Regions from separate parts of the Mus musculus genome. Here region 1 is linked to region 2. A link is a loop called in an ENCODE intact Hi-C map of the cell type or tissue named here. Cell type or tissue: left cerebral cortex. All regions are shown on one strand. Each heading gives the region's core, and the rest is flanking DNA. Links, peaks and the distances in the headings are about the cores only.

The links. A loop is a pair of places that touch in the nucleus more often than their neighbours do. Peaks named below come from ENCODE experiments on the same cell type or tissue, not always from the same donor. Only the 100,000 strongest peaks of a DNase experiment are listed, where the experiment ranks them.
Region 1: it touches region 2 in a loop (4-fold over the local background); 3 of 42 quality-filtered maps call a loop at or near these places.

The regions. Positions count from the first base shown.
Region 1 is chr10:121,726,615-121,742,897 of GRCm38, reverse strand. It overlaps BC048403 (cDNA sequence BC048403), which reads right to left and starts at 2,968. Exons shown (of 3, transcript NM_173022.3): 1 at 2,688-2,968. The coding sequence starts at 2,922. In left cerebral cortex, for the core only: CTCF peaks have their summits at 2,996 and 3,205 (motif pointing left); DNase peaks (open chromatin) are centred at 2,524, 3,016 and 3,202; H3K4me3 peaks cover 1,504 bases; H3K27ac peaks cover 1,094 bases.
Region 2 is chr10:121,630,038-121,644,361 of GRCm38, reverse strand. D930020B18Rik (RIKEN cDNA D930020B18 gene) reads right to left here and starts at 2,661. Exons shown (of 13, transcript NM_177335.4): 1 at 2,293-2,661. The coding sequence starts at 2,544. In left cerebral cortex, for the core only: CTCF peaks have their summits at 3,571 and 3,770 (motif pointing left); DNase peaks (open chromatin) are centred at 2,648, 3,061, 3,766 and 4,611; H3K4me3 peaks cover 1,091 bases.

The sequences.
Region 1 (16,283 bases), core at 1-8,000, 99 kb before region 2:
AAGTCACCTCCGAGCGTGCCAAGGTTTATCAATCAGGGTGTGAAGAAGTGCTCCTGTAATGAATGAAGGGTGGGCACTTATGACAGTCTCAGATGTCCCTGCTACCCACTCAGCACATTGGAACCACTGTCTTTTCCCAAACTAGTGTTTGCCCTCAAAGCACGGAGAAGGTGCCAAGATAAAAGTCACACCCAGTTTTTCAGGAAAAAAGCCAGGACATTGATAGAGGGTTCTTGTCAGGTCTGTCCTTGGTTTAAAAGCCCATGCTTGCATATTTAATCAGGACCAGCTGCTAGAGCTTCAGACAGAGGTCAAAGACTTTTGTTTTTCTTTTGAGACAAGGTCTCACTTTGTAACCCAGGCTGACCTTTAACCCCCATCCACCTGCTCCTGTGCGCAGCACCACTACAACAGTGCAGACTCACTTGACATGTGCTGAGCCGGTAGATGTTAATTAAGTGTTCTGACCACAGAGAGTGAGGGGGTGGAGGCCATGGACTCCCTTGCTCATGGTGTTCTTTTCATAACGCACAGTAAAACATCAACTTGGATATGCCAAGTACATACAATTTTTATTTGTCCATTATACTTTCAAAAAATTGTAAAGACTTCTCAGACCACGTTCCCTTTTGTTTTGTCTTTTGAGACAGGGTCTCACCATGCAACCCCAGCTGGCTTGGAACTTGCTCTATGGCCTCAAACTCACACCTGCCTCTAGCTCCTGAGTGGGCAGACTGAGGACAAGGACCACCATGCCCAAGCAAGGCTTCAAAAGATGTTAAAAATATGTATAATTGTTTCATTTTTGCTTCACAAAGAAACTTGTATGGATTCCAAAATACATGGTTACTGCTTTAAATCATAATTTTTCCCATTCTCTGATAATCATAATATCATGCATGCACCACTATTCAAAGACAAAACTTATACTGACTATTTACCTGAGCATTTAAGTTACAAAGGACTTAAGCATGTCATTTTTAGAACACTTACTCAGAAGGGAGGTCAGCCCTGGAGCCCCCAGTCATGTTTCACGGTATGACCTGAGAGATAGGCTCCCCTACAAGACAGCTGAGGTTCAAGCAGAACTCAGCACTTTATACAATAAGGACCACTTCACAGAAGCCAAGCCAGAGACAGGAAAGGACGTGTACAGGTTCGTAGACGTGGTGGCCAGTTCTTTTTACACAAAATCCTGGTGCATACAATTCAAACTTAGTGCAGACTTAGTTAGTTAGTTAGTTACTGGGATCCACATATGGACTTTAGGAAACCCAGTTGCTCTTTCTCATTCTATATATCTGGTACATACATACATACATACATATGGGGAGGATAATCCTATGGATGGGCTCAAACAACAATAAAGTTAAGAATCATGGTACCTGGGTCAATCATTGTTTTTATAGGGAGGAAGCCTAAAACATCTCAAACTGCCAGAATATTATCCACCTTCGATATTACTGCTAGAATGTATCATATATATGATATATATCAAATGCATACATGAATAGTCATCATATAAATAATATTTGTACATGCTTTGAATAAAGGATATATATACATATATATGTATATATATATATATACACACACACACACACACACACACACACACTCAATCTGGTTATTCAAGGCAGGTGTGTTCAGGTTTGAGACCCACCACCTCCCATAAAATGCATACCCAACTCACTACACTGTAGAAAACAGGACAGTAACCCTGTAATAGCAATTGCACCTTTGGGCCCATTAGAGAAAAACAGAGTAAAATCTCTGGCCACTTTTTACCAATAACTAAGTAACAATCATTTGAAAAGCTACAGGCCTTATCATCTCAGAAAGTCCTTTGCCCAGAGTGTTTACCAAACGTTCAGTATTCAGCGAGCTACCTGGCAATAGAAGGGGATCAACTCTATATGTAACGTACACTCTCACTCTCTTTGATGCCAGAGATGTGTATCCTTCACTCACGAAAGGCCCTCCAACTTGTAATAACTAAAGGGTCAAGAAGAAACCTAAGTATTACAACTGCCTATTCCAATTTTTTGGTAGTCAGCTATCATTTGTCATTATTATTAAAGGTAATACTTTGAATGCACAGCCCTTGGCTTTTATGAAGCCGACTGTTTCTTGTAGTGGTAGTCCTGCATCTTATTTTGAGGGTTAAAATTTACATGAGGACTAGCAGTGTTCACTATCCTGTCCCTTAACGCTTCTCCAGTTAAGGTTTTGCATAATTCCTGCCCTTCCTGGCCAGGATCTGAAGAGGGGACAGGACGCCCCTCTGTATAAGAGGCCAGACAAAATAGCATTTATTAACACACCTAGCTTCCATCGCCTGCTTTTGCTCCTCAGACCGCAGTGAGGTCTAACTAGTGAGTTAGAACGGGGACACAGAACTTGGTTAACTTGTCATTTATGAAACCAGTCCATGCACGGTGCAAAACCGTAAACCCACGGGGTTTGGAGCATGCCCAGGGAAGAGCATCCTCCCAGTCCACCTAGGCAGCGATGGCACAGGCCGGTGGGCGGAGCTTGCGGCACACTAGGGAAGAAGGGGCACCGGTGGGAGGAGACCTGGGCAGAGTGGAGCCTGCCGCTGGGAGTGACGAGGCACCCAAGCCAAGCAGACCAGGCAGCGCACCCCCTTTCCTTCCTCCTCAGGGGCAGGGGCGGGGCGGAGGTACCTAGTTTCTGCCCCAGGTAGGTGAGGCTGTGATAGACCTTCTCAGCCGCGGCCAGGTGCGCCAAGGCCGCCAGCAGCGACAGCCAGCTGCCCCCCGCGCTCTTGTTGGCCTCTCGTTCCTTCTCCACATTGTCCTTGGCCTTGTCGTAAGAGAAGATACCCAGGTGAGAGAAGAACGTCTCCAGCACCGCCTGTTCCACCGGCACCGGGGCGGCTAGCGGGATAGACTCCCCCATGCGACCTGCGCGCCAGCTCCACCCACGTGGCTCCGCTCGCACTTCCGGGTTCTGAGGGGGACGCGCGTGCGCAGCTGCGTGCGTGCGCGTGCCCGCGGCGGGGCGGGCGAGCCGGCTGGCGGCGGGATGCTCCCGGGGCTCGCAGAGGGCGTGGCGGAGGTGAAAGGTGGAGGTGGCTACCAAGCCTAGGAACCTGAGCTTCCAGAGCCAGAGACCTGCAGCGGAGCCACCTCCAGCCCCGGGACGTCTCCTGCCCTCCGGAGGCCCCTGGAGGCCAGCGCCTTAGCGCGGATGACGTCACACGGGCTTGACGTCAGCTCTTGCGTGTCCATCAGAGCCAGAAGCCTTATCAGCCCTTACACCACCAAGGTTGTCAGATGGAAGCCAGACAGGAGTTCATAGCTAGTCGCCTAGTTTTCAAACCGACACACGCCATCAGTTAACATACCTGGCTAAGTCAGATCTGCATGAGTCGGTCAGCTTCCAGAGCTACAACTCTCTTCAGAGTTGCCCATCCATCTCCAACTCCATGAAGCTTCCTTGCGGGGGTTCTCAGAGTCAGGAATGACTTCCCATGAAATCGGTGCATTTTGTCATGCAGTTTCTTCACACGTTCATACGACATTTAAGAACACTAAACCATCTCAGCTCACAAGTGTGCTTTGAAATATTTCACGTATAAATTGTACGAATTAGAGAGTTTCACTGGGACATTTCCACGCATGAATATATCATGCTTTGACCATGTCCATCTCTCCTTCTCTCTCTTACACTCCTCTCTTCATCTTCCTTTGGCTTTCTTCCCAGTCCCTAAAAGTCCTTCTTCTCACATAATGCAAACCTAGGAAAAATAGTCACAGGGTATGCCAGACAAAGGGCTAATGTTTTAAGTTTTAATGGGCCAAGATCTCTTTCTAACCAGTAAAAACGAGAGGTTATGGACCTGTTGAGATGACTGTGTAGGGGCACTCGCTGCCCTGCCTGAGGCTCTGAGTCAGATGCTAGAAACCTACATGAGGAGTGCTGAGTCCTGCACGTTATCCCCTGACTTCCACATGAGCACGCAGGTATACTCACACAAAAACACGTGTTTGAAAGGCTATGTACATACTAGTCTCAAGAGAAATATGAAATGCAATTTTTATACCCAATTGAACCATTCAAAAGAATGCAGGCTAACTACTATACTCCTTATGAAGTGAAACTTCTTTCTGCTGAAGGGTCTGTGTAGAGAGAGTTGGTCTTGAATAGTCCGAGGCCTCTGCCTACTGTGTGTCAATGATACCCAGACCCAAAATAAGTTTCAAATATTGTTATGTGGGCTGGAGAGATGGCTCAGCAGTTAAGAGCACTGACTGTTCTTCTGGAGGTCCTGAGTTCAAATCCCGGCAACCACATGGTGGCTCACAACCATCTGTAATGAGATCAGACGCCCTCTTCTGGTGTGTGTGAAGACAGCTACAGTGTACTTACATATAATAAATAAATAAATCTTTGGGCCAGAGTGAGTGGGGCTGGAACAAGCAGGAATGTGTGTGTGTGTGTGTGTGTGTGTGTGTGTGTGTGTGTGTGTGTGTTGTAGGGGCATGTGTTCACATGAGTGTGTGCCTGTGTGTTTGAGTGCACATACTCAGTATGTGCTTTCATGTAGAGACCGGATATTATTGTTTCAGGTGTCTTTCTTAATTTTCCCCTCCCTTTTTCTTTAACACGGGTCACTCGTTGAGCCTAGAGCCCACAGATTGTTTAGGTTAGCTAGCCTATGAGCTCGAGGGATCCAACAGTCTTGACCCACCCACAGCCCAGGTTACAAACATTTGTCTCAAGCCCAGCTTTTATGGAGGATCTGATTTTAGGTCCTTGCACAGCAGTCACTTATGGACCGACCCACCTCCCAACCCTGCCCCCACAGCCCCCAAACAAAATTTCAAGGGCTGCTATATATAGTGTGAAGGTACTCTTATTATGCACTGCAGTCATGACTATAACTTGGCTTGACATGTCTAGATTACAGATAGCAGGGCCTGTTAGTATTGCAGGTGTACACTGACTACAGTATTGACTGTAGACACCACCGAGTCCATTAGATCAGAGGAGCAGAGCATCACTCGTCTATTGAGTGAAAGTTTCTACCCTTTATCCACATGACCATTTCTCCCAACCTCCGACCACTTGCAAGTCCCATTCTACTGTTTCTTAAAGTCCATCTGTTTTAGATTCTACATGTAACCAAGACGATGCAGTACTTATCTTCCTATTTCTGGCTTATTTTACACAGCGTGTCCTCTTCAGGTTCATCAATGGGACCACACAAATGGCCAGGTTTCCTTTTAATGACTAATATCCCATTGTGTGGCTACACCACATTTTCTTTCTCTGTTCATCTGTGACTGCGCATTTACATTGTTTCTTCATCTTGGCTATGGGGAATAAAGCTACAGAGAGCAGCATTGTTTCTTCATCTTGGCTATGGGGAATAAAGCTACAGTGAGCAGCATTTACATTGTTTCTTCATCTTGGTGAATATTGCTACAGTGAGCCCAGGGCAGTGGGTATCAGACAGAGTTGCCGATTTCCCTTGGATGTGTGCCCACAAGTGGGATGGCTGGATTGTATGGAAGTTCAATCGCTAATGTTTTAGGAAACTCCATACAATTTTCTATCATGGCTATAGCAGTGTATATTTCCTCCAGTGGGACTGGGCTTCCCTTCTCTCAATACTCATTATTTTTTATAATAACCATTCTGACACATGAAATAATATTTCATATTTTTATCTTGTATATATAAGTGTTTTTATATATAACTTATTTTTATGACTGTTTGCTTATATGTATGCCTGAGTACCATGTCCATGCCTCATATCCAAAACCTGAAAGGGACATTTGATTCTCCAGAACTGGGCTTACAGATTGCCTTAGTTAGGGTTTTACTACTGTGAAGAGGCACCATGACCAAGTCTACAACCATAGTGACATACCTACTCCATCAGGGCCACAACAGTGACACTCCCTGGGACAAGCATATACAAACTAACAGAGATGGTTGTGAGACAAACAAGCCTGGGACCTCTGTAAGAGAAGCAAGTGCCCCTAGCCACTGAGCCACCTCTCCAGCCCACCTTTCGTGGCTGTGATTTGCCTTTGCCCAGTCAATGTTAAGTACATTAAATGTGCTTGTCTGTCTGTCTCCTTTGGAAGAGTGTCTAGTGAGTTCTCTCCCTGACCCTCAACCTCTCTCTCTCTCTCTCTCTCTCTCTCTCTCTCTCTGACACAGACTCTTTCTTTGTAACTCAGGCTACAGTTTCAGGGGTGGCTCCCTGAAATTCTCCCGTTTGTTCAGACATCTAGGTCATCACACTCAGATCCTCTGCCCATTTTTACATCAGATTGCTCTTTGGTGTTCATTGCACGACTGTTTATATAGTTCGGCTATTAAGTTCTTGTCAGATCAGATGCAGGGCTTGCACATATTTTCCCAGGGTGACTTTTTTGTTTTGCTGATCATTTCCTTGGCTGTGCAGAAGCTTTTGGATTCTCCAAAACCCGTTTCCTTATTCTGCCATTGTAGCCCATGTTTTTGATGTCTTCACTGAAACAAAGTCATTGGTTTTGTCAGTGACTGACTGTCATTGAGTCATGCCAAAGCCCTATGTCAGGGACCTTCTCCTCTGTTTTCTGCAGGGAGTTTCACAACTTTCAGTTTCACAAGTATGTCTTTAATACATTTCAAGTTAATTTTTAATATGATGTTAGAAAAGGCTATGGTTTATGTTTGGATATTTAGCTTTCAAACAAAGCCATTTCTTGAAGAAACCATTGATACCCTTCCCTGCGTGTTTATGTTTTTCTTTTGCTTTGTTGTTAGCATTTCTTCCAAGCTCCACACCACAGTTACCTGGCAACAGCCAGGTGTACCTGACTCACTATAAAAGAGGCTACTAAGCCAGGTGTGGTGGGGCACGCCTTTAATCCCAGCACTTGGGAGGCAGAGGCAGGTGGATTTCTGAGTTCGAGGCCAGCCTGGTCTACAAAGTGAGTTCCAGGACAGCCAGGGCTATACAGAGAAACCCTGTCTCGAAGAACCAATAATAATAATAAAATAATAATAATAATAGTAATAGTAATAACTAAGGCTGCTTGCTCCCTTACTCCCTCTCACTCTCTCTCTGTCCCTTCTCTCCCCATTCCCCTCCCCCTCTCTCCATGTGCTCATGACTGGCCTCTCCTCTCTCTCTCTCTCTCTCTCTCTCTCTCCCTCTCTCTCTCTCTCTGTCTCTCCTCCTTCAACTACCCTCTCCATGCCCTAAATACTATTCTACACTGTACCTGTCCATCGTGTAGCTGATCCCTCAGGGAAAGGGATATCTTAGCATGGGCCCACAGAGCCCCCCCTTCTCACACACACACACCACCACCACCAAACATAACCCTGACTTCCTTTTCTTTTTTATGAAACACAATAGTTTTGGTTTTGTTTGTTTGTTTGTTTGGGTTGGGTTGGGTTTTGAGACAGGGTTTCTCTGTGTAGCCCTGGCTGTTCTGGAACTCACTCTGCAGACCAGGCTGGGCTCGAACTCAAAGATCCACCTGCCTCTGCCTCCTGAGTGCTGAGATTAAAGGTGTGAGCTGCCACCACCTGGCATGTTTGTGTTCTTATGGAAGACGGACAGACTCAGGCATTAGTGGAGAGCTTACTACTATTCTTTCCAGTGGGTGACGGCAGTCAGTGCCGAGATTCACAACTGGTGAGCAGGATGAGTGTCTGAGGAGTGCCGAGGCAAAAGTGGACATCTGTATCCCATTCCTTCCCACCAATGCAGACAAGGGGGCAGAAAGAGCCAGAGAACAGGGAGGGTTGCTGCAAAACTGTCCTCTGAACATGGTGTGACTGTCCTACCCATGAACTCACAGCAGCTCTGGTCATCTGCCTGAGACCCTCACTAGATCAAGCCAGTCCACATTCTAACATGGACAGAGAGAGGCTCACGTGAAACTCCCGGCAGTCAGTCACTGCTGGGAAAGGGAAAGTCCGTTTTCCTCAGCGACGTGACCTATGATACATTTCTTATGCTCCAGCGGATGGGCCTACACTGTGCCTGGGGGGTGGGGGTGGGGGTTATAAAAATAAATAAGTAAAAAAGACAGGAAGTTAGGAGGCATTGTGTAGGGCAGATTCCAGGAGGAGTTGGAAGGAGGAATAGGCACTGGTACCATCTAAATACACTATAAACATGTGTGAAATTACCAAAGGGTGGATTGTTAAGATTAACAACCAGGTATTCAGAGGATGTTTCTGGGCTCTTAGCTATGTTCTCTTGGTCTGTGTGTGCTTTCCTGGCAGTTCCGTGCAAACAGCAGGCTATGTTCGTATAGCACTGTAACAAAGGTTGAAATAAAAATATGGCCCCATCTTTGTTCTTTTAAAATCATATTTATTTGTTTATTTATGAGTGTGTCTGCCATGGACCGGGCTCAGTCAGCCCACCTCAATCCCTGAGAATCAGAGTCTCGGACAGATGGGCATAGAGTGGGTGAGAATGGGGTGACAAAAAGACGCGAACACAGGAGAGTGTGAATGTAATTTGTCAAATCGAGCATCAAATGTTTTATACAGAAGAAAATAGGGAAGTTAAGTGACGCATTGGCAAGGTACAATGAGGTTACCGGATGCTTAATGACTCTAATACTAAACAGAGGAATGCAAACATAAAGACTGGCAGGAACTGAGCAATAAAACAACTGAGACAAAGTCAGCCCTATCTAAGGTCAGCTATAGTCTTAGAAGCCAGGTGTGAGGTCTTTACACTCCTAGGGCAAGGGCTTTCATGCCCAAGTCATGGTTCTAATTAGGGAGTTCTGCTCCAGCTAACCTTCTCATGAATAATGCAATACTCTAAAACCACAGCCCGGTCTACTTCCTAAACCATTGTAAATTCCTGTATATGGGAGTGACTTGGCTGTTATTCTAAGTGATTTTGTGGGGGACTTTCTACTATTAAGTAATGTAGTCTGCCATACATAACTATAATAAGAATTCTAAACTTACTTTGCTAAGCTTGCCCTGAGATTTCTAACTCTATGTAGTAGATAGTAATGCCTGATTTCTTTCACTATCTCTCTTACAATACTAAAGGCAATTCTGAATGTCACTGAATAGGCAACATTCTTACTGAATTCCAAGCCCAGGGTCAGCTCAAGGACTGCCTAGGGCATTGATGAAGGCCAGGAAGCAAAGTTCGATTTTGCTTAGGTATTTGTCAAGTCATTGCTTGGAGGCACCTATAATAAAACAATAATAAAAGAGAGTATACAGATCCATTCGCAAGGACAAAATTGGAGCATACGTGCTATGGGATGCCACAGCCTGTCAAGCAAGTCACTACTGGAGTGGATGTAGCATGTGCACACACACACACACACACACATACACGCTCATTATTCTTTGAGTGTATCACAGGCAGAAGCAGTGAATGTCCTCACACCCTTGGCCTGCCTCTTCATCCCAGCCTGAGAGCTGACCCTGAGTTGTCCAATCAGAGTGATCCCACGCTGAAGACAACGCTGTCTCCCTCTTCCTCAGCCCATGTTATTCATTTTGTAGGCCATAGATCAAATCACTTCCCTGTCTTGCTTTTGTGTTAGGTGATTGGCTGTGTTTAGCTTACCATAGTCCTCATCTCTTCCTGTGGAGAACCCCAGTATGTATAGGGATAGCCCCCCAAAAATATATACACCGTGGACTGAATCTATGTTCTTTACATATGGGGTTGGCAATTCTCCTTGTTTTGTGAGAAAGTTATAAGAAAATATGTAGACTTAATGACATGACAAGCTAATGACATATTGAACATGAAAATTGTAAGGCAAGATTGCATGTTATTATTGATTGCACGTTTGGCCTATAAACCAAATACCCTAGTGGCAGAAATGAATGTTAAATATCTAGTGTTGCATATAAAACAACCCCCCAGGTATCTACTGCTTTGAATTAAATAACCCCCAAAGACAATACAAATTATTTAGTGTCTCTCAAATTTTTAATGAACCTGGGAAGTTAAAAATGGCTCCGTTGGGCAACTGTGACTCAGCCTTGCACATCCTCTAGTCAGGCGTCCACGAGAGCACAAGTCAGCTGAGAACCTACTGGAGACACAGACTCTCCTTCCAAGGTGACTCTGTGACATGCTGGTGAGTTAGCAGACTGCTGCCACACAGGCCTCTCCACAGGCTGCTTGAATCCCTTCACAGCTTGGCAGCTGGCTCACGCGGAGCTAGTGATTAATACAGTAGACAAGGCATGAGCCGCGATGCTTTCTATCGCTTGTGCTTGGAGTTCATCTCTCTTTCACATTTAGGGCCAGCCTTCATTTAATTTGAGCAGGAGAACATGAATGCTAGGAAGCAAGCGTCATTGGGGTCACCCTGGAGACTGGATAGCACAAATGACAGTATTGTTAATGTAGAGAAATTACCAATCACCCTGAACATGCCATGAGACAAAGAAGCCTTTAATGGTCCTTGCCGTTGCTGTTTTATTACTAAAAAATATTGCTGTTGCATTTCAACCAAAATCTCCCCTATTCGGTCCAAAAGAACAATTCTGCTCGAATCTGCTGACTTGCTATTTATTGTTCCTTAGGGGATTTTGAGAAGTCCCAGAGTGATAGTAAGTACGATGACATAACCACTTTAGATGGAGCAAATCATATTGGCTGAAAGGGGACATTAAAACTGAGGGTGGTCAAAATTCCAGCACAGATGAGGAAATCCCGCCCCAGGTTCCATACCCATCAGATGAAGGGACACTCTTTCTCCTCTCAGAGTGTGGCTGCTGGCTGCTCGTGTCCCAGTGAATGGCCACACACCCATGCATGTATGGGCACCATTAATTGGGAATTACAGTTAAAAAAAAAAGATATGATGGCTGGCACATACAGAGGTGGATGCTCGAAGACAACCATTGGGCTGAGCATGGGGTCCCCAATGGAGGAGCTAGAGAACGGACTGAAGGAGCTGAAGGGGTTTGCAACCCCATAGGAGGAACAACATCAACCAACAAGACCCGCCCCAGAGCTCCTAGGGACTAAGCCACCAACCAAAGAGTACACATGGAGGGACCCATGGCTCCAGCCACATATGTAGCAGAGGATGGCCCTGTCGGGCATCAATGGGAGGAGAGACCCTTGGTCCTGTTGAGGCTCAATTCCCCAGTGTAAGGGAATGCCAGGGCAGGGAGGTGGGAGTGTGTGGGTGGGAGAGGGAGTACCCTCATAGAAGCAGGGGGAGGGGGGATGGGATAGGGGTTTTGTGGAGGTGGGGGGAACCAGGAAAGGGGATAGCATTTGAAATGTAAAGAAAATATTCAATTAAAAAAAACAAAAACAAAAAACCACACATGACGTCCGGGAGGGAGATGGAGTTTGAGGAACTTGGGGACGTTGGAGCTAAACAGACGCAGAAGCTTAAAGTGTGGTGTGTAAGTGTACCATCTCTCCAGCCCCTCTTAAAATGCTGTGTATAAGTGTACCATCTCTCCAGCCCCCTTGAGTTTTCAATGAATAAAAATATTCTCAAAAATGGGGTTCGACATTCAGTCTTTGGCTTAAGGAGCATAACCATGATAAATGCACGGTAGCAATTATATATTTAATTACTACTTAGACTTACTTCCCCTTTCTGATCAGTTTATGAAGATAATACTATCAACAGACAGGCTGTGGTTGGGGTACCAAGTGCTTCGTGCTTCACTACCTCTCCCACAAGCCAAGGTGGGTGAGCTCAGGGACATGGAAGCACTGAACATGTAAGTACCTTGGCCAAAGTGCAGAAATCAAGGCTGAGGACTGAGATCTGCTCCTTCAGCTAGCTGTGTTGGCCCACAGCCGAAACCCAGCACTCAATAGAGACAGGATGCTGGCTCTGAGCTAGCCCTCACATACAGCCTCCACCCCAGCAGTAAGAGACTCGGTCCCATCATTCGGACATTTTGAAATTGTTTGTGCCACTACCTGTTGGTCCTGATACGGTTTCTCAAACCCACCAGGCTACGTGACCAAAGGCACACTACCTCAATAAATGGTGCCTGGCTACTTGACTAAAAGCCCATGTTCTTCTCCTAGCCAATCAGAGACAACCACCTGTGATGGTCTGTATATACTTGGGCTAGGGAGTGGCACTACAGGAGGTGTGGCCTTGTTGGAATACGTATGACCTGGTTGGAATGGGTGTGTCACTGTGGGTGTGGGCATAAGATCCTCACCCTAGTTGCCTGGAAATCAGTCTTCTACTAGCAGCCTTCGGGTGAAGATGTAGAACTCTCAGCTCCTCCTGCACCATGCCTGCCTGGATGCTTCCATGCACCCACCTTGATGATAATGGGCTGAACCTCTGAATCTGTAAGCCAGCTGCAGTTAAATATTGTCCTTTATAAGACTTGCCTTGGTCATGGTATCTGTTCACAGCAGTAAAGCCCTAACTAAGACACCACCTTAACCCTCTCCAGGGGAGGGACACCCCCTTTCTTTCTTTTCTGGCTAGAACCTTAAAATGGCCATTACCATCTCTACCCCCATTCAGAGGTAGCCCCCTTGACCCTCCAGATAATAAACTCTCCTTTGTGCTGAGAATCTGCTGTCCGGGTGTGTTCTGTTGTACTATATCAGGGACACTTCAATACCTCTCTTGCTATATTGGGAGTGCGATTGAGAAAGATTTTTGTCAAGAAACCTTCCTTAGCTTCTGATGAGGGACCACACTCTTGATGTCCAGCAATCTCCTCTACTGTCTTTTGGGATTATTTACTAAAATCACTACCCAATTGGCAATGAATCCCGTAGCTCTTTGGCACCTAACTTCCAACTGAATTCCTTTTACTTTTATATGTAAATAAATTAGCATCTGTTTAACAACACATACACACTCTTTTTATGTTTAATTAGCTCTTCCAATTTTGTTTTCCTACACATCTAATTATAATGAGCTTTGGGAGTCAAGACTGGGGAATTATAAAGTCATGGGTCTGTGGAGCTAACCCAAATTCAAGAAAGGCAGACTTGTTTTTTTCTGTTCTCTACCTATTGCTGAATACTGCTTTTAAGCTGCATTGACCCAGGTAAGTAGCCAGTTACATCCGGTGGCTGCTTTATTATAAACACATGAGATGACAAACTGTCTTAGTTGGGATGACTGCTGTTGGGATGAAACACCATGACGAGATGGGAAAGAGAGGGATTATGTGGTTCATGCTTCCACATCACGCTTCCACATCTTAGTCATTCATTGAAGGAGGTCAGGGCAGGAACTCAAGCAGGGCTGGAACCTGGAGGCAGGAGCTGATCCACAGGCCTTGGACAGTACTGTTTACCAGCTTCCTCCACATGGCTTCTTTTAGAATCCAGGACCACCAGCCTAGGGATAGCACCACCCACAGTGGGCTGAGCCTTCCCCTATCAATCACTAATTAAGAAAATGCCCTATAGGCTTGCATACAGCGCAATCTTGAGATATTTTTAAACTGAGATTCTCTCCTCTCGGATGACTTTAGCTTGTGTCATCTTAACATTGTGTCAACTAACAAACTGTCTAGCGCAAAACTAATGGAAATTGAAATACCCCTCCCCCATGTTTGTATCTGCCACATCTCAGACATTCATTACTATCCATGGGCAGTGGCTGCTATACTGGACACACAGCATGGATACAGACAGCTGCTATCACAAAGTGTCCTGTTGGACAGTACTGGAGAGAAACCTTAAATTACCTATGGGCATTCCTCTAAACTGTGCTCTCTGAAGCCCCAGGAACCTCTGTGTTCTAAGGTTTGCTTGGAGACTCTCTCAGTTCTCCAAAGTTTTCTGGACTTGATCAGGTAGTCACAGAGATCAGGTCTCTGGAGTGTTAGCATTTACATTGTTACCACAGACAGGATCCATGACAGAACAACAGTGGTTCTCAGCCTGGGGGTTGCAGCACCTTTAGCAAACCTCTGTCTCCAAAATTATTTGCATTTTAATTCATAACCCCCATAGCAAAATTACTGTAATGAAGTAGCAACAAAAATAATTTGATGATGGGGTGTCACCACTTGTCATGGTTTGAATATGCTTGGCCAGGCAAGGTGTAGCCTTGTTGGAGTAGGTGTGTCGCTGTGAGCATGGATTTAAGACCATCCCATCATCCTATCTGCCTGGAAGCCAGTAGTATTCTGCTAGCAGTCTTCAGATGAAGATGTAGAACTCTCAGCTCCTCCTGCACCATGCCTGCCTAGATGCTGCCATGCTCCCACCTTGACAATAATGGACTGAACCTCTGAACCTGTAAGTCAGCCCCAATTAAATGTTGTCCTTAAGAGTTATCTTGGTCATGGTGCCTGTTCACAGCAGTAAAACCCTAAGACAGCATTTTTCTTTATAACTTTTTAAAGGTTCTTTGAGTTTCATACCAGGCACCCCAGTCTCCAGGGAGCTGCTACCTCTGCAGCAATTAGATGTGCAGGCAGAAGGAGCAGCCACTAGAATGTTGGGTTCAAGGGCATACCCCCCAGCAGTGATCCAAGGATAAATGAGTCAGCTTCTGTCCTCCAATGGCCATTCAGTGCCCACAGAGTTTGTTCCTAGAAGCTGCGGTACTCCTACGGTGAAGTCCGATGTATCCAACAGCACACAATTGTTTGGCAGTAGAAACAAAACAGATGGCGCCAACCTGGGATCCACCTTCCAAGTGCATCTAACCTCAGAAGCAGGACTCAACCTGAAGATGGACGACATGTGGTGTGTGCACAGCCTAAGCGAGCACACGGAAGCTTAGAACTGGTGCGGACAACCAGGGTTGTAGCTTTATGCTTCTCTATCTGTGACTAGCCCTCCTTCCTTCTGAGAATTATCCCCACATACCCCCTTTCCTGTTGGGCACAGGATGTGGGAAAATAAAGGTGTGTGTGTGTGTGGGGGGGGGTGATCCACATCCTGCCAGAGCTCAGTGACACTGGGTGGGCGCACGCTGGAGTTGAAATGTGCGTGTTCTCCACACTGATAGGTGTGTGTCTGGCTGTGGAAAGCCACGGGACCCCAGTTCACGGGGGGTGGGGGCAGTCCGAGGTCCCTGGGCCTCATGGAGACCAGGGACGACAGGTTCTAGCTCTTGGGCATCTCAGGACGTCACTGGACATCTCAGAAGAGCTGAGAACAGATAGGGGCACAGGGGCGGCAGTGGCCCTGAGCAGAAGGGCAAAAGCGGGCGGGGGGAGGCACTGGTTGCTTCCCACATGGCCAAGAGTCCTTGGTCCGGTCTGGAAGCTGGAAATGCTGGGAGGTCTTCCTGCTGGAGATTAGACGGGGCTCTTTAAGGGATGGCCTATCCCGTCGCTCCAGCATGGTGAGTCTTGATGAAAGGAGACAGTCCATGGTTTTAGAGCTTTATTGTAAAAAACAGAGAGAGAGAGAAGGTAGAAAAATAGAGGCCAGCCATGGCCACATGAAGAGAGAGGAGAGGTGAGAGTAAGATAACAAGAACTTGAGAGAGGAGAGAGGAAAGAGGGGGGAGGGGCCAAGCAGCCCCTTTTATAGTGGGCTGGACTACCTTGCTGTTGCCAGGTAACTGTAGGGAGGAGCATACCTGGCTGTATCCAGGTAACTGTGGGGGTGGAGTCCAGCCAGAATACCAGGAGCTTCGGGCATTGCCCTATGTGACTGATGGCCACAGGATTATGGAGTTGAGGGTTCATGGTGTCAGGAGCCTAGTGTCTGGGAGTGTCGCTCACGGTTCCATCCCTTGTAGAATTTTCTACTGGGTCTCTGGAGTAAGCCTCGCTCAACCAGAACACAGACTGCCTTTCACCGTCCAGCACTTTCCTGCTTCCAACCTCGACTGGATTGGACGCCTTTTGGTGAGCTTCAGCGGCTCTTGCTCCAGCCCTTCAATACGCCTGCCATCCCTTCTCCTCACAGCCTTGGTTCCTGCTATCCCACTGCTTCCTGAGCTGGGCAAGCTTTGAAGGGAAAAGCTCGCGTGGTTGTATAGGGAAATGGTAATTGTTCAGAATGGTGAACAGTTCTGATTTTACAGTCTCCCTCTGCTGACTAGTTCTGTGCCTACTGGACACAAGCTGGAGTCAGAGGAGGGAGCTTCAATTGAGAAAAAGCCTCAGTGAGATCCAGCTAACTAATTTTCTCAATTAGAGATCTGTGGCGGAGGGACCAGCCCACTGTGGGTGGTGCCAGGCCTGGGTGGGTGGTCCTAGGTTCTAAAAGGAAGCAGACAGAGAAAGTTGTGAGGAGCGAGCCAGTAAGCAGCACCCCTCCATGTCTAATGCATCAACTCCTACCTCCAGGTTCCTGTCCCGCTCAAGTTTCTGTCCTGACT
Region 2 (14,324 bases), core at 1-8,000:
AGGCAGGCGGATCTCTGAGTTAGAGGCCAGCCTGGTCTACAGCGTGAGTTCCAGGACAGCCAGGGCTATACAGAGAAACTTATCTCAAAAACAAAAACAGCTGAATGGAAAAGTATTGGCTCAGGACCCCCAAGACCAAGTTCTCGGCACAAAAGAGATTTGTCCCAGAGGGACAGAGGGTGGGGATAAGGAACAGAGATAGGTGATGGAGGAAGAGGGGAAAGACCAAAGGGGGGGGGCAGGCAAGGGAAAGGGGAAGGGGTATTTGTCCCAGAGTGGGGCAAAGGACTGCCTCTGGATGGAGGGGAGAGAGGTGTGGCCCAAGGGCAAACGGTGGTTTATAAGATAAAATAGGGAACCCCATGTTAGGATAAGGTATTTCATTTTAATTGAGCATGTTAATTAGGTGAGCCAAAGGGGGCTTTTGATTGCTGGACTTCAATACTTTAATTTAGCTGGACCTTGGTAGTCAGCCTCAGGAGGAGGAATTGGCCAAATAGGGAAGTGACGTTGGGAGTTTAGGAATGTAATCTAATGTTTTGTTGTTGTTGTGGTGGTGGTGGTGGTTGTTTTCGTTTTTGTTTTTTGTTTTGTTTTTTGCCAGGCAGAGGGAATGGGGGAGAAGGGCAAAGCCTGCCAGAGCCATGCTTGCCACACACAGGCTGGCCAGAGTCTCTTCAACAACAAAAAACTCTCCTGAATTCCTGAAAGGCAAATCCGTCCATAAAGCATGAGAAGTTATAGAGCTTCTTTTCACAGAGTTGATTCTGGGTTTCTGGACCCTAAGGAATATTACTGTGCTGCTCGCTTTCTCTCTCTCTCTCTCTCTCTCTCTCTCTCTCTCTCTCTGACACCTTAAAGTAGTATATACAGCTACCAACAGACTGTGTCTGTTGGGGAAGAATAGCAATATCAAAAAATCATCACAGTTTTGTCGAAACAACAAATATTTTCACTAAAGACGCTAAAAATGCTGGGTGCAAAAAAGCTTTCTAGCACATTTGCTCAGACTGCAAGGCCGTACGCTGGTAGAGCACTTATCTAGCACAAGGTTCTGGGATACACATGCACACACTGCAGTTTATTTATATGGCAATTTATTTCTAATTAGTTCAAAAGAGTGGAAATAATGTCAAGGATTTACTTCTTTTACTCAAAGAAAAAAGAAAGGAGAGGAAAGGGAAGGAAAAGAGAGCAGGCCAGCTGGCTCAGCAGCTCAGAGAGCTGCTTGCTTAATGCCAAGCCTCAACACCTGTGTTCAAGTTCCAAGACCCACAAACTGAGAGAACTGACTTACACAAACTCCTCAGACCTCCACATTCTCACCATGACACACACACGCACACACACACTCACAAATATACACGTGCACACAAAATAAAAAGTGTAATAAAAGTTTCAAAGAAACAAAGGTAGCCACAGCCGACATCTGAGTAGAATTTAAAAAGAAAATTATTTAATTGTATTATTTTCTTATAAATGTGTTAAAGCCAAGTTACTGTTCTGTGGGCAAAACAGCTTCATCAACAGCCTTGCCAACTACTCCCATGGGGACACAGACTTAGGCAAGCGAGAGTAAAGGCTAGACACAAGTCCCAGAGGAACTAGGAACACCTGGAAAGCAGCTCAGACAAAGAGACCTGGAGGCAATCAATAAAAGGAGAAACAGGAGAGGAGGCTGTGCCTCCAATCAGCTGCTGCGTCTTAAAGTCAATCTATTCCCAGAGGAGAGGGAAACAGTGGCTACTCTAAAACCCAGGGCAAGACTGTATCTCTTGAGACTCAGTCCTGAGGACACTCCTTCCAGGAAGCTTCCCCACTCCGTTTGAATTAAGTGGCCAGCCTGAAAGACGCACGGATCCTGTGCACATCACGCAAATTATTCGCTCACGCACTTTTTCTGGACCAGTCACGTGTGGACTACACATGAGCGGCAAGAAAGTAAACAAAGCGTGGCGGCGCTGGCTTGCACAGGTGTGGTCTCCCGTTCCTGCAGAAGAGGTGCAGCACGGTACCCGCACGGAGTAGGTGCTTAATGAACAAGAGGCTTGTCACTATAGCGAGACTGGTTGTCAAACCTGTTGCCCAATTTGGGAGCAGAGGGTTTTCAGGAGGAGAACGGGAGAACTTGTTTATTTGAAATTCTACATCAAACCCCAGCTTTTCCACGCAGCTGCTTTCACTGACAAGAGATGAAGTCCGGGGCGGGATGGGGAAGGTGTTCCTCCTTTCTCCAGCGCCAGAGGGGGATGCGAGAGTTTAGGAAGGAGCCTGCCCGCCCGCAATCCTCACCAGGTCAATGGCCACGACGTCCCGCAAAGCCACTACCCGCCGGATGGACTTGGGCGGGTTCTCGGTCAGGTAGATGAGCCGGTCGCTGAGCACCACGTACTTGAACGTGTGCTTCTCGGCGTCCGACACCACGATGCACGGCTCGTAGGCGCGGACCGCGTCGTACACCTCCGGAGGCAGGTGCCGCCGCAAGAACGCGTCCAGACGGCTGTTCGTGCGCCCGGGGAAGCCGGATCGCGCGGGGCTTGCCATGCGACACCCGCGACCAGGCAGAGTATCCTGGGTGGCTGCGACTCCACGACACCCAGTGGAACCCGCGCGCGCCACAAAGCCGCGCGCCTGCCGCCTCTGCCACCAGCGCGTCCCGGTGCCCGGAGCCGGACCTTGCTTCAGGAACCAGCTCCGGAGTCGTGTTCCCCGAGCCCCCTGCCCCGCCCGGTCCCGCCCCTAAACTTCGTCCTCACCTACACAGCGATGGGCGGAGCAAGACTAAAGTGTTGATTGACAAGGAGAAGTACTCAAGGGTCTGGGAAGAAATACGGCCCCTTTTCAGCTACTGAGCCACATGGTCACATTAAAAACTCCACTGATAACGGAGGCCGGTTTGAATCTGATTTCCTGTTAAAGAGAAACTTGAAACCGATGGGATTTTGCGGAGTTGAGAATCCTATAATTACCATAACACTGCCTGCTGTGACTTTCAAGCTTTGTCTTAGAGGCAGGAGTCTCCAAAGACCCTTACAAACTGTTTTGGTAACTCAAGCCATACAAGCCGTGCGTCTGTGTCCCCGATGCCTAGAACGATGCGGAAAATGAATGCCAGGTGGAAGGGCCCTCTGGAAGCCGATGGGTTGAAGGATGTGATTATGTAACCTTAGAGATGCAGAGCAATAAAGGGGTTGCTTCACGTTTGCGAGCTGGCCAGGAATAACGCTGTATGTTAGGTTGGCGTGCTAGGAAGCACAATAGAAACTTGCCCTAGGTGTGCGCTTCCATTTTTATTTCAAACCCCGGAAAACCCATCTTTCTCCCCCTTCCCACTCATAGAAAGACCCGAGGATGGAGCTGGCCCACATTTGTAGGTCCAGGATTCCAGAGACAGGCCTGAGGACAAGCCATAAACTGGAGGTCTACCTTTGTTAATCTAGTGAGTTCTGGGATGCACGGCAAAACCCTGTCTCAAAAGTAAATTCATGGAGATGATACAATGAAACTATATTATTCCTCTATTTGCTAACAGACCTCAATAAAGTCTGATGTTCCTTACGGTGATTTATAGTCTCCCTTTTCATACTTTACTATTATGAGCTGAATATTGTAAACAATTCCAAATTCATCATGGGAGAAGAGCATAGATGTGTCTCAGTATACAACCAGATATGGTGAACAACTCACCACAGCAGGGAAAGAGTAAGTCATTGTTTCTTTTCTTAGCATGTAATTGCTCGGAGTGGGGAGGAAGTGCCACCTGCTGGCAGAATCTCAAATTCTGTGTGGCCTAGCACTCAGTGTCCCCAGAATCTGCTCTGTCTGACTCCTCAGCCGATAGATAAAAATTGACTCTCACCATGGTTACAAGCTTTGCTGGTAAAGGACCTTTGCCACTTTAAGCCAATAGAAAGGCAAGGACCCTCAACTCTGCCTGATAGTTACCCTCACAGCAGCTCAGTGACAAATAACAGTAACTGTGACATCAGAGGTAGAAAGTGACTTCAGACCACTCACTGTTCTGTCTCTGGGTTTCTGGTTTTATACCCACTTCCTGGGACCAAGACAAACAGAACGCCCGGAGCATTCCAGAAATGGTGTTGCACTTGCTGTGGGTGCTTAAACACCCATTGAAAAACAATTAGCTTTTGGTGACCAAGACACCAACTTTAATAAACCTTAGGATGAAGCACAAGACAGAGGTACTAATGACCTCATCTAGGCTTGGCGACTCACAGAGAAGACAGTGTCATGGTTTCCAGGTTCTCCATGTTCCACTCTGTTGCCAGGGAAACAGCAAAGGTCAGATGGCAAGGATGAGATTAACCAACTGCAAAGGAAAAAATTGCTGAATTTGGAGCCAGGGGCTGGGGAGGGGGGTGTATTGGATTAGTACTAATACCACTGTTCACTATCTGTGAGAGTTTTAGGGAAAAAAAAAATATATATATATCACTTAGCCTTCCTGAGCCTAAGGCTCATCATATATAGAATGCAACTTCTAACACGTGCCTGGCCTACCAAAGAGAGCAGAAGTGAGGGCTAGAGAGTACCCAGCCTGCCAAAGAGCAGGAGTGAGGGCCAGAAAGTAGTAATGACACTGAAGTGTTTTTGTTCCCCAGTTTTTTCAAATCCCTCCAGAGTAGCTAACCCATATACACCCGAGATTAGTATTCGCTCCTTGTCATCTGAGCCTGTCCAAACTCTAGAAACTTTTAGCACAATAGATTCTGAGTGATCAAGCATTCGATAACCATTTCCACCAAGAGAATGGAGGGTTCCTTGCGGGGCGCTAAGCTCAAAAGGCACGACATCGACGTCCATCAGAACGGAGCGGTATGTCTTGAGTCCAGGGTTAGTGTAGACTGAATTAATTTGAATTAACTTGAAAGAATAGGATTTATGAGCATAATGTTAAAGCAGGCAAACCGGGTTCACACTGTAGTCCTCCAACCCGGTTGTAAATGACCTTGAACATCTCAGGGTCAAGGCCTAGGTGAAATTTGATGCTAGGTAACTGTCACCTGGCTAGCCTGCCATTTTAAGAAAACTTTCTCATGCCCAGGTTGATTCCATATTCTGTTATGTTCTGTGCCCTTGGGAACCAATCACGATAGAAGCCAGTAGAACTGCTTTTGTATCCACAGTAAGACTGGACCACAATCAACCACTCAACAGTACTTCCTGCACCTGCGTATAAGCTTTTATATGGTATTTGCTTTTACAAGTTGTCCCTGGGATGGACCCCAAACAAGAGAGACTCCTGCACCAATATAAGAAACTTTGTAATAAGACTTCCATTTTGAGTAATGATCAAGTAAATATTAAATTCTTAAGACCTCCCTGGGAACTGACACCCTACTTGGCAGAAAGAGACATGGGTAGCTGACATCCTGGTTGGTAAGCTAATGTTAGACAAGTACCATCCTTGTATAGATACGTTAAGACATGAATATTAGACAAGTCGAGTCCCTTGCCACAGTTGAACACCCCAACCAATGGGATCAGGGTAAGTGTACAACAACCACAGGCTCCTAAGGAAAGGAAATCCCCCTATTCCTAAACCCTGATTGGTGGAATGACTTAGCATAGATGTTTGTAGATCGCAGGCTTTAAAAGCCCTGTAGGATGTTAACTCGTCACAGTTCAGTTCCCAAATCTGAACTGTGGCCCTGATAGATGAGTCCTGGGGCATTTGCTCAATAAACTATCCCTGTCCTGCTGAGATTGGTGTTTGTATGTTTTGTGAGGTGATTCATGGACCCCCCCCACACACACACACACTCAACACCTCAGTTTCCCTGTCTGTGAATGAGAGCAAAGGCTCCAATACCAAAGTGCCATCGTGACCAGCAATGCTTGACATTTAGAGAGAGAGTCAAGGCTGTGTAAAAGAGTTTGACAGCATGAGCAAGACTCTGGATTTGATTCAAAAGAAGTAACAAGGTCAAGAAATGAAGGAGCAGGCATAATGGCATGTGCCCGTAATCATCCACTGCCTATATTGGTAGGCAGAGGCAGGAGGATTGCTACAAACTCAAGACCAGCCTGGCCTACAGAAAAGAGTTCTCAAGAAAACACAGCAAGCAAACAAACAAACAAACAAAGACAAAAGATCAGGTGCCATCCAGGTGTGGTGCCCCATGCCTTTAATCTTAACACTCAAGAGACAGTGGCAGGCAGATTTCTGTGAGTTCAAGACTGGCCTGGTCTACATACTATGTACTGAGTTCTAGGAAAGCCAGGGTTACACAGAGAGACCCTGTCTCTAAAATGCACACATACACACACACACACACACACACACACACACACAGAGAGAGAGAGAGAGAGAGAGAGACAGAGACAGAGACAGAGACAGACAGACAGACAGACAGACAGACAGAGAGAAAGAAAAGCACGTGCCTAACAGTAAATACTATTTGAAACAAGTGCTAGGGCAATGGCTCAGCAGTAAAGAGCACTTGTCACAAAATCATGAAGACCAGAGTTCAGAGACCAACATCAACACACAGCAGGATTCCCACAAATTCCTGTAGCTCCCCATTCCAAGGGATCTGACATCTTCCTCTGGTCTGAGCAGCACATACAGACCCAGGCTCAGGCACCATGCACAGGCATGGCACGAAATCTTAAGTAGAGTAACTTCCACAGGCACGTGACACTGTCCTGTCAGTATCCCCTTCCTTACAAAGTATCAAGTTGAAGTTACTCCTGGAGTACTGTGCCGCTGACCCTTTTGGTCCCTTGTCTGTATGGAAAGGGTCTCTGGTCACAGGTGGGCAAGGAGTCAGTGGGAATTGACAGACTTGACTCGAGGGAGTCTGGATCTGAATGTAATTTGTCAAATCGAGCATCAAACTTTTTATACAGAAGAAAATAGGGAAGTTGGGTGACACACCGGCAAGGTACAAAGAGGTTACTGGATTCTTACACAAAACAGAGGAATGCAAACTTGGAAGGACTGGCAGGAACCAACTGGGATAAAATTTAGTGTTAACAACTGGGATAAAAACAGCTCCACCTAAGGTCCACTTAATCTTAGAAGCCAGGGGCCAGGGCTCCGTGCCCTTGTCATAGTTCCTACACTAATCTATTGTATAGTCCACCTTCTCCCTAGGCCATTGTAAATACTTGTGTATGGGTGTAACTCAGCTATCTATAGTTCTAAGTATCTACTCTGGTTCCTCTTTAGGTCACAAACTTCCTTCTTCCTAGATAATGGTAAATTCCTGTGTAGGGCAGTGACTTAGCTATCCATGCCTAGAGTCGATCAAGGACTGCCTAGAATCTAACTTAGCTATATGTCAAAATATCAATCCTTAGGAGCACTTGTAATAAAGCAATATTAAGGGAAAGCACATAGATCCGTTTACCAACTAAAGCAAGGACATTGGAGCATTCGTTATACAGGATGTCACGATTCCAGGAGACTAAGTTTCCATGAACTTTTCGCCTCGGGACAGCACCCAGGTTTTTGGGGTCTGTCGCGCTTGTCACTACTGGAGTGGATGTAGCAGTACTGAGCTAAGCTTTCTGGGCTTCAGACCAAAGCTCAGAGACTAATACAGAGACACTGCACACAATAAAGAACAGTATTTTAAACTCGTTTGTTTGAGCCTGTTTATTTTTGTTGCCGGGATTCCCACCTCACATAGGACAACCAGGGGCTGTTCCTCTAAGCTACATCATCTGCCAGAACAGCATTTTGTTTTTATTTTCATGTCAAGAAGTAAAAGCGGGTCTAGGCATCTCTAAGCTGCTTTATTTTGCTTTATTTTTCTTATTAGTTTTCGATAGGTCTCATTTACTCACATTTAAATTAAGACAGACGGTGCACATGGACATTCGAAATCTGTGGTAGGTGAGTCAAATCTAAACTTCACAAGGTGACACTGGAGAGATGACGAGTACTCAGTAACTCACAACTGTAACTCCAGCTCCAGGGGAATCCAGTGTGCTCTTCAGACCTGCGTGGGCACTGTACATGAATGGTGTCCTTACATACATGCAGGCAAAACATGTATACACATAACATTTTAAAAATAATAAACAAAAGTGGGACTGCTTTAAGAAGCTCTTAATTATTCCATTTAGTACTAATGAATACTGTTCATTTAAATATCTATAATAGTTAGCAATCAGATAACACACAGAAGTCTACAAAATCTAAGGAAATATGCAAATGCTACCAATTAAAAACAACATTTTTCTGGATATATGCAAAGCAAGGGACCTTGGAACTCTCAACCTTGGAACCTTTCCATCGAATCCCTCCTTCCCTCAGGACTCAGGGAACCCCGCAGAAGCAGAGGCAGAAAGACTGTAAGAGCCAGAGAGGATGAAGAACACCACAGAAACAAGGCCTTCTGGACACAGCAGGACTGATGTGCATATGAACTCACAGACAGATGCAGCATGCCTAGGGCCTGCATGGGTCTGCACCAGATGGGCTCCTAGAGCTAAAAGGAGATGTGGACACACGCCTCCATCTCTAACCTAGAAGTTATCTCCACCATAAATAACTACTTGCAAAGTTTTCTCCACGGGAGTCTCACTGGGGGAACAAATACCCTTAATGGTAGGTCCATGCCCAACAGGATGCCAACAGAAAACAAACCCAACAGCATCTTCAGAAGTTCCTTGTCTCATAATGTTGAGTCAGAGAGTTTTTTAACCTTACAGGTTTTTTGTATATACATTATGGCATCCTTTTTTTTTTTTTTTTTTTTTTTGGCATTTCTATGGGATTCCTATGTGTGCAAATGTGTTCGTCTCTGAATTCATGTGTTTCTGATGCTTTTTCTTTGGCTTTTTTTGTGCTACTTGGATTTTTTTTTTCATTTTTGCATTACTCATTGTGTCTTTTTTCACTGATACACCTTAACAGGCCAGCCCAGAGGGCTGTTTTCTAAGACGACAGACAGAAAGGGAGGGGATCTGGATAGGAGGAGAGGGGAGGTGGACAAGAACCTGGAGGGGTGGGGGCAACATAATCAGAATATACTTTGTGGGGGAAAAATTCATTTTCAATAGAAGGTAAAAAGACACAAATGGATTAAAAACAGAAACAAATAAAAACCCTTCTCTGGGGCCGAGGAGGAGCTGGCTTAGAGTGTAGAGTTCTTCCGTGCTAACATAAGGACCTGAGTCTGAACGTCCAAGAGCACACTAAAAAGTCGGTGCTGGGCTAGAAGGCAACTCAGTGGCTAAGAGCACCTGCCTTGCTGCAGTTCTGGAGGGTTGGAATTCAGTTGCCACCACCCGCAGCTCTCAGACATCTGAACCTTCCAGGGGATCTAAAACTCAAAGGACCCGAAGCCTCTGAGAGCAGCCGACACACAGATATACAAGAGGCAAAGAGCCATACACATAAAATAATAGAATGGAATCTTTTTAAAAGCTACACATGAGTGAACCATGCCTGTAACACCAACATTTAGGAGGAGAAGAAAGTGGATCAAGAGGGCTGGGTGGATAGCCAGTTCAGAGAGACCTTGTCTTGAGACAATAACTATGATGGAGAATGAGGGAGGTGACACCTGACACCCCCTCACCCCCACATTTGGGCACACAGAGGTGTGCACCCCACGTCCTCACACATGAGCCGCATACACATAAAACACACCCAGATTTCTTTTCACGGAGTAATCCGTATATCCTTTATTATTCCCTTCCCAGACTTCCAAGATAAATTAGAATATGTAATAAAAAGGGAGGAGCTGAAAAGAGGCTCAGCAGTTTAGAGCACTTATTCTTGCAGAGGACTTGGGTTCAACTTGCAGCATCCACATGGTAACTGTTTTAGTTAGGGTTTTCTATTGCTGTGAAGAGATACCATGGCCAAGGCAACTCTTATGAAGGACAATATTTAATTGGGGCTGGCTTACAGGTTGAGAGGTTTAGTCTATTATCATCAAGAAGGGAGCATGGCAGCTTCCAGGCAGGCATGGCCCAGGAGGAGCTGAGAGTTCTGCATCCTGATCTGACTACAGCCAAGAGAAAACTGACTCTTCCCCACTGGGTGGAACTTCAAAGCCCAGGCCCACAGAGACACACTTCCTCCAACAAGGCCACACCCACTCCAACAAGGCCGTACCCCCTAACAGTAGAACTCCCTATGGGCCAAGAATTTTCAAACTACTATAGTAACTCACCAACATTCTAAGTCCAGTTCCATTTTTGACATCCATGAGCACCAGGGGCTTACATGATATACCTATTCTTGCACATAAAATTAAATAAATGTTTAAAACTTAAAAAAAAAAAGTGTAATGAAAAGTGTAAGACTGCATGCCTGCTCTAATTTCCAACCCTTTCTTTCCCAAGGGTCTGGAACTCCTAATCTTTTTAAACACCCACTCCCACAGTGCTGGGGCTGCAGGAAACACGGCACAGGGCTGGAGAGATGGCTCAGCAGTTAAAATCACTGACTGCTCTTCCTAAGGTCTTGAGTTCAAATCCCAGCAACCACATGGTGGCTCACAACCATTTGTAATGAGATCTGACACCCTCTTCTGGTGTGTCTGAAGACAGCCACAGTGTACTTAAATATAATAATAAATAATTCTTTAAAAAAAAAGAAACATGGCACAATGCATACCTTAGTTATTAGTTATAGCTTTATATCATAGTTTAGTTACAGCTTTATGTCATGGTGGGATCAAACCTAACTAAGGTTTGGTGCATGCTAGACAAAAATTCTAAAGTCGGGCATGGTGGCGCAAGCCTTTAATCCCAGCACTCGGGAGGCAGAGGCAGGCGGATTTCTGAGTTCGAGGCCAGCCTGGTCTACAAAGTGAGTTCCAGGACAGCCAGGGCTACACAGAGAAATCCTGTCTCAGAAAACCAAAAGAAAAAAAAAAAAATAGAATTCTACCCACTCACCACATCCTCCCAACTTCTTTTCTTTTTAAAGATTTATTTATTTATTTTATGTATATGAGTACACTGTAGCTTATACAGATGGTTGTGAGCCATCATGTGGTTGCTGGGAATTGAACTCAAGACCTGTGGTCGCTAACTTCAGACACACCAGAAGAGGGGATCAGATCTCATTATGGATGGTTGTGAGCCACCATGTGGCTGCTGGGGTTTGAACTCAGGACTTTCGGAAGAGCAGTCAGTCCTCGTAGCAGCTGAGCCATCTCTCCAGCCCTTCTCTCAGCTTCTTTTCCAGCCAAGGAGCCTACAGTGAATGATCTTCTCACCACAGCATTAAAGCTTAACGAGTGTTGCTAGGAAGCACACTGGCGGAGAATGTCACACAGAATTCAGTGGATAGAAGCATCAGACTATGTTATTTTTAGTTCAGTTCGATATATTTTTGCAAATGTTTATTGAAAAGGTATTATACAAAAACAGAATCTGAATACTACTTTCAGTCCTTAAGAACTAGCTACTGGGCTGGAGAGATGGCTCAGCAGTTAAGAGCACCCACTGCTCTTCCAAAGGTCCTGAGTTCAAATCCCAGCAACCACATGGTGGCTCACAACCATCTGTAATGGGATCTGACGCCCTCTTCTTTTTTTTTTCTTTTTTAATATTTTTCATTAGGTATTTTCCTCATTTACATTTCCAATGCTATCCCAAAAGTCCTCCATACCCTCCCCCCACACTCCCCTACCCCCCCACTCCCACTTTTTGGCCCTGGCGTTCCCCTGTACTGGGGCATATAAAGTTTGCAAGTCCAATGGGCCTCTCTTTCCAGTGATGGCTGACTAGGCCATCTTTTGATACATATGCAGCTAGAGAAAAGAGCTCCAGGGTACTGGTTAGTTCATATTGTTATTCCACCTATAGGGTTGCAATTCCCTTTAGCTCCTTGGGTACTTTCTCTAGCTCCTCCATTGGGGGCCCTGTGATCCATCCAATAGCTGACTGTGAGCATCCACTTCTGTATTTGCTAGCAGCCTTATTTATAATAGCCAGAAGCTGGAAAGAACCCAGATGCCCCTCAACAGAGGAATGGATACAAAAAATGTGGTACATTTACACAATGAAGTACTACTCAGCTATTAAAAAGAATGAATTTATGAAATTCCTAGGCAAATGGTTGGGCCTGGAGGGCATCATCCTGAGGGAGGTAACCCAATCACAAAAGAACTCAAATGATATGTTCTCACTGATAAGTGGATATTAGCCCAGAAACTTAGAATACCCAAGATATAAGATACAATTTGCAAAACACATGAAACTCAAGAAGAATGAAGACCAAAGTGTGGACACTTTGCCCCTTCTTAGAATTGGGAACAAAATACCCATGGAAGGAGTTACAGAGACAAAGTTTGGAGCTGAGACAAAAGGATGGACCATCTAGAGACTGCCATATCCAGGGATCCATCCCATAATCAGCCTCCAAATACTGACACCTTTGCATACACTAGCAAGATTTTGCTGAAAGGACCCTGATATAGCTGTCTCTTGTGAGACTATGCCGGGGCCTGATGCCCTCTTCTAGTGTGTCTGAAGACAGCTGCAGTGTACTCGTCATATATGCATATATACATATACATATACATATACATATACATATACATATACATATACATATATATATATATATATATATATGAAGCATGCACCTGCTACTTGACATCTATGAACTCCAGACTCTTCAGCTATAAAACGGTATAGGGCTAGAGAGATACCCTTGTGTATCTACTGCTCTTCCGGAGGAATCTTGTCAGGTGGCTCCCAATTGCCCGAGACTCCAGCGCCAAGAGATCCCACACTTTCTTTTGGCCTCCTTGAGCACCTGCGTATACATGGCATACAATACAGACATACAAATAAAAACAAAATAAATTAAAAAAATAAAACTGAGGTTAATAACAGTATCTATTTCCACACAGTGGATATGAGGACTAATGTATAAATGCTTAGAACTATGTCTACTGTGTAACACACACTCAAACCTGTTGACAAGATGTGACCTCACCACTATATGCCTTCTGCTAAAAGGACAAGTGTTGATTGCCATTTTGTAATCTTACCTTACCATCTGAGATGAGAAAGTGTGTATCCCTTCATGTGCAGGGCAGCCAGTATATAAGATGTTAATATCCCTCTCGGGTCTTCTCTAGTTCGAGACCAAACAACACGTCTGTAGTGGCTATTCCTGGTTGTCAACTTGACTATATCTGGAATGAACTACAATCCAGAATTGGAAGGCTCACCAGTGACCCTAATCTGGAGACTGGGAGATACAAGTTTCTGACCTGGGTCTTGGCATGGAGATCTTGAAGCATAGTGGCTATGAATTCCAAAAGATTAAGACAGGGAGATCTCTGAGTTCAAGGTCATCTGGGACAAAGTAAGTCCCAGATCGAGGCATGGTGGCACACACCTTTATTCTGGGCCACACCTTCTGCTGGAGACCTACATGAGGACATTGGAAGAAGGAAGGTTCACTCTCTCTTCTTTACTTGCTTGCCTTGTGGGACTGAGCAACTGCTAGATCATTGGACTTCCATTCACAGCTGCTGCTGACCATTGTTGGGAGTTGGACTACAGACTGTAAGGCATCAACAAATCCCCTTACTATATAGAGACCACCCATAAGTTCTGTGACTCTAGAGAACCCTGACTAATACAACTTCCTTATTTGCTCTGAAAGAATGAGTTTACAAAACTGGAAGAGAATTTTTGTTTGTTTGTTTGTTTTAAGACAGGGTTTCTCTGTATAGCCCTGACTGTTCTGGAACTCACTCTGTAGACCAGGCTGGCCTTGAACTCAGAAATCCACCTGCCTCTGCTTCCCAAGTGATGGGATTAAAGGCATGTACCACCCCTGCCAGCTCCTGGAAGAGAATTCTTAAATCCCATTTGAACTGTAGAAAAGGGCCAATGTTATTAAATAAATGAACTGTAGACAAGCTGTGGGTGCGAGCTGTAGAACACCTAATGAAATCCTCACAAATGAAAAAGACACATAAATGTTGCCGTAATAAATCTTAAGGAAGAGGAAGTGAAATATGCTGAACATATACATTGCAGAGCCTCTTAAACCAGTCTCACAGCTGAAATGAAAATTCATGCAAAAACTCATTCGAACTGGAGAAAGGGGCCAGCCTGTGTTAGACTCATGTGTGTGCGTGCCTCTGTGTGTGTGTGTAAGCAGGAAAGTACAAGTGTGTGTCATGTGTGTGGATGCATTCAGAGGTTAGAGGTTTTCATCCTTTGGAGCTGAAGTCACAAGTGGTTGCAAGCCACCTAATATGGATGCTGGGAATTGGTGAGGTCTGGAAGTCACCACACAAACCACTGAGACACCCATCTCAGTCAAACTGAGCTGGTTTATTGAATACACACCCCAAAACTGA